Linked DNA regions of Homo sapiens: region 2 is linked to region 1. A link is a loop called in an ENCODE intact Hi-C map of the cell type or tissue named here. Cell type or tissue: mammary epithelial cell. All regions are shown on one strand. Links, peaks and the distances in the headings refer to the core of each region. The heading gives the core; the rest is flanking DNA.

Region 1 (2,910 bases), core at 97-2,596:
TCTACTAAAAATGCAAAATTTAGCTGGGCGTGGTGGCACATGCTACTAGCTACTTGGGAGGCTGAGGCAGGAGAATCACTTGAACCCGGGAGGTGGAGGTTGCAGTGAGCTGAGATCACAACACTGCACTCCAGCCTGGGCGACAGAGCAAGACTCTGTGTCAAAGAAAAGAAAGATTTTTAGCAATTCAGTGACACGAAAGTGAAATGGTTGCAACAGCTGCCAAATTAGGGAAGATTAGCCCTTCCAAACATTAGGCGAAGCAAGATGGGACTCGTTTTAGAAGCTGCAAAGAGTTTGGATTCCCTTTTCATCTCATTATATCCACAGTTGAGAGAATTTCAGGGTGGGAGTGTATCTAAGGTTCCCCAGCACACTGCATTTCTAAGGGTACCGTGGTTCTCGGGAGACATCAGTGACCCTTCCTCCTGTCCTTCTCTTGCTTCCTTGGTATTCTCCTCACCCTTTCCTGATGGGCTGTTACTGATTCTGTCTCCATAGCTGAGCTGTAAAACATTGCATACCACGGATGACGCACATTTGCCCTGGATCCTTTTCCATCCCTCAGCAATCTGTGACCCAGCCCTTTGCCAGCTGCTTGGGAGCCAACACTAATGACTGGAAGCAGGTCGGGGCCATGAACCTCTGAGACGGGAAAACTTGCAGGCAAGAAGGAATTCCTACCAGGCAGCATAGCGCTTAGACCGAAATGCAGCTCCGCCAAAACTGGCTGATGGGGAAATGACTGAGACATTTCTCTATGTCTGAGAAACTTAAAGTTTTGTGGAGAAAGGAACTGACAGAATTTCTATGTAAAGTTGTCAGAACCAAGGGGGCTTAGGAAATCCACCTCGGTTCCGAGAAGACTCCCTGAACGGCGTGGTGGGGAGCTTTATCTTGAAAAGGATGAGTGATGGATGAGGTGGCAAGGGCAGGCTCGGAAGAGTGAGGTAGAGAGAGAGAGAGAGAGAGAGAGAGAGCAGGAGCCCAAGCTTGGGGGCTGGTCAGCAGGGAGCAGGGGAAGCTTTCAGGTACTGGGTAGGGCTAGAGGTAGGGTGACTGTCAATCAGGGTAGAAGTCTGCTTTCAGAGGGTATTCAGCATTGTATTAGGACACTTGCACTTTATACTTCAGGGAAATGAGAGTTTAAGAAGTGAAATAACAGGATCAGGTTTTCAATTCTGATAATCACCCTGGCTGCAGTACAAAGCATAGATTGGAATCTCTCTTCTTAGTGTAGTATCTGTCAATGGTGGGTGCTCAGTAAATATCTGTTGAACAAATGGTCAGTGAAGAAAGGAAAGGGAAAAAGATCCCTTTTAATAGGCTTAATGGGCCTGCAGCGAAAAGTGTCACCTATGAAACTCTCCAGACAGGTGGGGTGGGGGAATTTGACACAGATGCTGCTGCCCTGCTGCAGCTTTGTTTCATTCTGTTTTTAATTTACCGGGGCTGCAAGGGAAAGGGCGACTTCTGGGATCTCTGGAGCTAGGATGAGTCAAAGGCCTGCTGACGACATGCTAGAGCTCTGCTCCTCGCAGCACGATCAGGCAGCAGCGGCATCAGCTGGGAACTTGGTGGAAATGTAGAATCTCTGGCCCCGCCCTAGACCAACTAAGCCAGAATCTGCATTTAACTAGATCCCCAGGTGATGAGTAGGCACTTGAGGGTTAGAGGAGCCGGGTGTAGACTCAGAAGCTCCGCCCTGCAGATGAATCATCAGGAGAACCCGGAAGAAGTAGGAAGAGTGGGAGACCTGAGAAATCCGTATTTTCCCAGTCTCCTCTGCTTGAGACTGCAAGTGGGGCCACACTAATAGAAACCTATGGTTTTCTCCAAAAGCCCCAGCAATTTCATATGATTCAACCTAGTACTTTGGAGAGTCCCCAGAGTGTGACTCATGACTCCCCCTCACTCAGTTACCACATGGAATTCCCACTTTCCTGCTCTCTGACCTGGGCACCAGCCACGGCTCCCAAGGGTGCTTGCTTTACGGGGCACTCTGTCTAAGAGGTGAGAATTCTTCTGCACTGCCTTGAATGGCTTCAGCAATGACAACGATGATAACCAACAATGTCAAGAACTGCTATACACCAGGCACTGTTCTAGGTACTCTTTTGGATTTAACCTTATGAATCATAATGATCGTTACTATTTCACAGATGAAATTTCTATTTCACAGATAAAGAAACTAAAGCCCAGAGAGGTTAAGGAGCTTGCCAAGTCACAGGGCATGTGAGTGGAGTGACGCCTGCTTATCATTTGGGCCCCGGGGGCAGAGCTGCTTGATGCTCCAAGAATCACACAGAACCTTTAGCAAACGAGCTCTTTTTGTTTATTGCTGGGAGCATGAGCTATAAGCTAAAGAAACCACTCAGAGGAACTAGAGACTTATGAGTGGTTCTAAGATAAGTTAATGAGGTTAGGGCTGTGCTGCTGGGGGTGCATGTGTTCCCAGGAGCTGATGTGGCCCACTGAGTCCCTATAACCTCCAGCATAATCAGGCTCAGGCTGTAGCCCCTGCTGCTGGGGCAGACAGAGGAGTTCAGTGAAGGCTGGAACTGTCACAGGCAAGCAGCTCTGCCCGAGGAAACCTGAGCAGGATCAGGAGAAGCGGGATGAGGCCAGTGAGGAGCCCCAGACCAGGGCCACAGAGACCCCCAGGATCTACTGAAGGTGATGGAACACCCCAAAGACAATGCTGAATGTCTACATGAGGAAGTGTCTCCATCACCGGTGGCCCAGAGATAACTGAGGGAGCAATACAGGACCCGAAGGCCGAGGTCCATCCTTGGGCTATGTCCAGGAATGAGAGAAAGGAGGAGGCCCATGCCCAGAAGCGCCTTCACCCCAGGTCCGCTGTGGTCTCACGACTGAGACCCCCTGCTTGCACCCAACCCAGACAGTGCT
Region 2 (2,910 bases), core at 123-2,622, 83 kb before region 1:
CTCAGCGGATCGTGGCACTGTTGCACGTGTGTCTAAATGGTGTTTGGTACCTTTGTTTTCCTTAACCTGATGAACAAGGACACTGACTCTCATGGCTGATGGGGAGCTAAAGTTATCTGTAAAAACATTGCCTATCTTAGCTTTCCATTATTTCGGTATTGCAGTCATTGTCCAGGTGCTAAAAACTTACCAATTTAATTTTTTTTTTTTTTTTTGAGAGGGAGTCTCACTGTTGCCCAGGCTGGAGCCAGTGGCACTATCTTGGTTCACCACAACCTCTACCTCCCAGGTTCAAGCGATTCTCCTGCCTCAGCCTCCTGAGTAGCTGGGATTACAGGTGTGCACCACCATGCCTGGCTAATTTTGTATTTTTAGTAGAGACGAGATTTCACCATGTTGTCCAGGCTGGTCTCAAACTGCTGACCTCAGGTGATCTACTCGCCCCGGCCTCCCAAAATGCTGGGATTACAGGCATGAGCCACAGCACCTGTCCCCAATTTAATTTTTTTTTATGTAAAGTATTAGCATGATTCCAATATTAAAAAAAATGGACCAGAGGAGATTCTCTCTCCTGTCCTATCCTCAGCACCCAGTTCCCCTCCCCACAGGCCTCTCAGATGTTACATGCTGATAACTATGTACATGTATTCCTTAAATGTTTTTTTAAGTTTTATATTCTTGGCACTGGTCTTCAAATGTGTACATGTGTGCCAGGGAGCAAATGCCTTCTTGTTTCTGAAATTGGTCTTTTAGACTGTTCTTTTTTCCCATCTTCTCACCTCCTGCCCCTCCTTCAGGGTACTTCCGTGGCCAGAACCCCTCCAGGTCAGAGGCAGAAGAGAAGCCTCATGGGTCACAGCAGCAGATGTGGGCTGGAGATCTATTCATTTGGTTTTGGCTTGAATTTTCTGAATGGTTTACTTGATCTTGGGAAAGATATATCTTGCCAGGAAAAATGATAGGCCTTGACAATGTTGAATGATCCTGCACCACCTTGAAAGACATTTTCTAATATGGTTTGTCAGGCAAAGTGGTTAGTAGTCATTTGTGGCCTGAGGTAGAAGTCCTCAGAAATCAGCAGACTTCACTGATAAAATGCTGACTTGCCCCTGGACTGGGCTCTGTGAGAGTGGCCTTCTGCACTGTGCACAGTAGGTGTGAACACACCACACCTACAGGGACCACGTGGTGGGCTGTGGACTAGCGGCCAAGCTCCCTGCAGGCCCACTAATAGAATTCAGCTTTTAGCATGGGCTGTTTCATACTGTTCTGATGAAACTGATTTGGTTTCTTTCCTCCATACCCCTTCTGCATTTCAGTGTTTTTGTTTAGTTTTCCTGGTTTTTAATTATAACTACAAAATAAAATCTTTAGGCTATTCACCTTAGCTTAGTAAAAAAAAAAAAAATTAAAAATCTGGAATTTTAGAATTCTACTTTGAATAACTTGGACCAAATCTCATAAATTTCTTTGCAGATATTATAGAGATCCCTCTCATGTGTAAGTCATTGTTTTAAGAAGAATAGATAACCCAGAAGCATATCTGTGAATTAATTTGTATACAGTTTCATTAATTCTTTCCTTTAGAAAAGGAAGATTAAGCCAAAGAGGTTTCAAAAGTGCTGAAATAATACAGAAGCAAAGGAAGACCCAGGGCCTCTGTCTTTCTCAAAATAGCCACCAGGGGGAGGTCGGAGGCAGGCCTGCACTCCGCCGGGAAAGGAAGCGCGCCTCCTTTTTTTTTTTTTTTGGTGGAGGGACAGAGTCGCACTTTGTCACCAGGGTAGAGTGCAGTGGCGCAATCTCCGTTCACTGCAACCTCTGCTTCCCTGGTTCAAGCGATCCGCCCGCCTTGGCCTCCCAAAGTGCTGGGATTACAGGCGTGAGCCACCGCGCCCGGCCCCTTTTTTTTTTTTTTTTGGAGACTGAGTCTTGCCCTGTGCTCAGGCTGGAGTGCAATGGCGCGATCTGGGCTCACTGCAACCTCCGCCTCCCGGGTTCAAGCAATTCTCCTGCCTCAGCCTCCTGAGTAGCTGGGACTACAGGCGCACACCGCCATGCCCGGCTACATTTTTTTTTTTTTTTTTTTTTTGTATTTTAGTAGAGATGGGGTTTCACCGTGTTGCCCAGGCCGGTCTCGAACTCCTGAGCTCAGGCAGTCCGCCCGCCTCGGCCTCCCAAAGTGCTAGGATTACAGGCGCACCCGGTCAGCCTGCCTCCTTTCTTCGAGTGGATGGATTAAGTCATTGCAAGGCTGCTTTCCTGATTACATTCTGACCACTTTGAGTAGAAACTACTTTGCTTTTAAGATTGTTATTGCTTCTGTTTTCACTGTAATGTGTTTGATAGTGAAAGCGATCACCTGAGGGTAACCAAGTGGCTGTTTTTAGGAAGTGGAGAGACTGATTTTGGACCTCAGCTCAAGAACCTCAATAAGAAGCTCTTCACGGTGGTCGCCTGGGATCCTCGAGGCTATGGACATTCCAGGCCCCCAGATCGCGATTTCCCAGCAGACTTTTTTGAAAGGGATGCAAAAGATGCTGTTGATTTGATGAAGGTAGGTCTCTGAGGGAAGGGCCAGGGGAGGAAGGGTGGCTGGGCCTGTCTTCATTTATTTTGTTTAAATTTTGTTGTTATATTTTTCTACAAAATAATACCATGTGATTGCTATAGAAAACCCCAAGAGTTCAAATAGGTATAAAGAAGAAAGTAGAAATAGCCCACAGTCCAGCTCTCTAGAGACACTACCAAATCTTGGCGGCTCTGCTTTCTGGCCAGTCTTATTACATCACAAACGCAGTTTCATATTGATGGCATCGTGCTACACCTAACGTTTTTCTAACTTACTATTTTTGTTGAACAATTTTTCAAGGAAATAACTTTCATGTCAATAAATATGCATTTATACTA

What was found. Peaks named below come from ENCODE experiments on the same cell type or tissue, not always from the same donor. Only the 100,000 strongest peaks of a DNase experiment are listed, where the experiment ranks them.
Region 2: a loop joins it to region 1, with 15 times the contacts of the local background. A loop is called at or near these places in 17 of 110 quality-filtered maps.

The regions. Positions count from the first base shown.
Region 1 is chr6:3,207,730-3,210,639 of GRCh38, forward strand. No RefSeq gene overlaps it. Among named protein-coding and RNA genes, the nearest start is that of LINC02525, 13 kb to the left of the region's middle. RefSeq lists enhancers at 1,319-2,518, 1,466-1,760, 1,761-1,850. In mammary epithelial cell, for the core only: a CTCF peak has its summit at 1,552; DNase peaks (open chromatin) are centred at 552 and 1,622; H3K27ac peaks cover 2,179 bases.
Region 2 is chr6:3,124,852-3,127,761 of GRCh38, forward strand. It overlaps BPHL (biphenyl hydrolase like), which reads left to right. Exons shown (of 7, transcript NM_004332.4): 3 at 2,391-2,557. Among named protein-coding and RNA genes, the nearest start is that of BPHL, 7.6 kb to the left of the region's middle. In mammary epithelial cell, for the core only: a CTCF peak has its summit at 1,683 (motif pointing right); no DNase peak of the experiment used is centred there.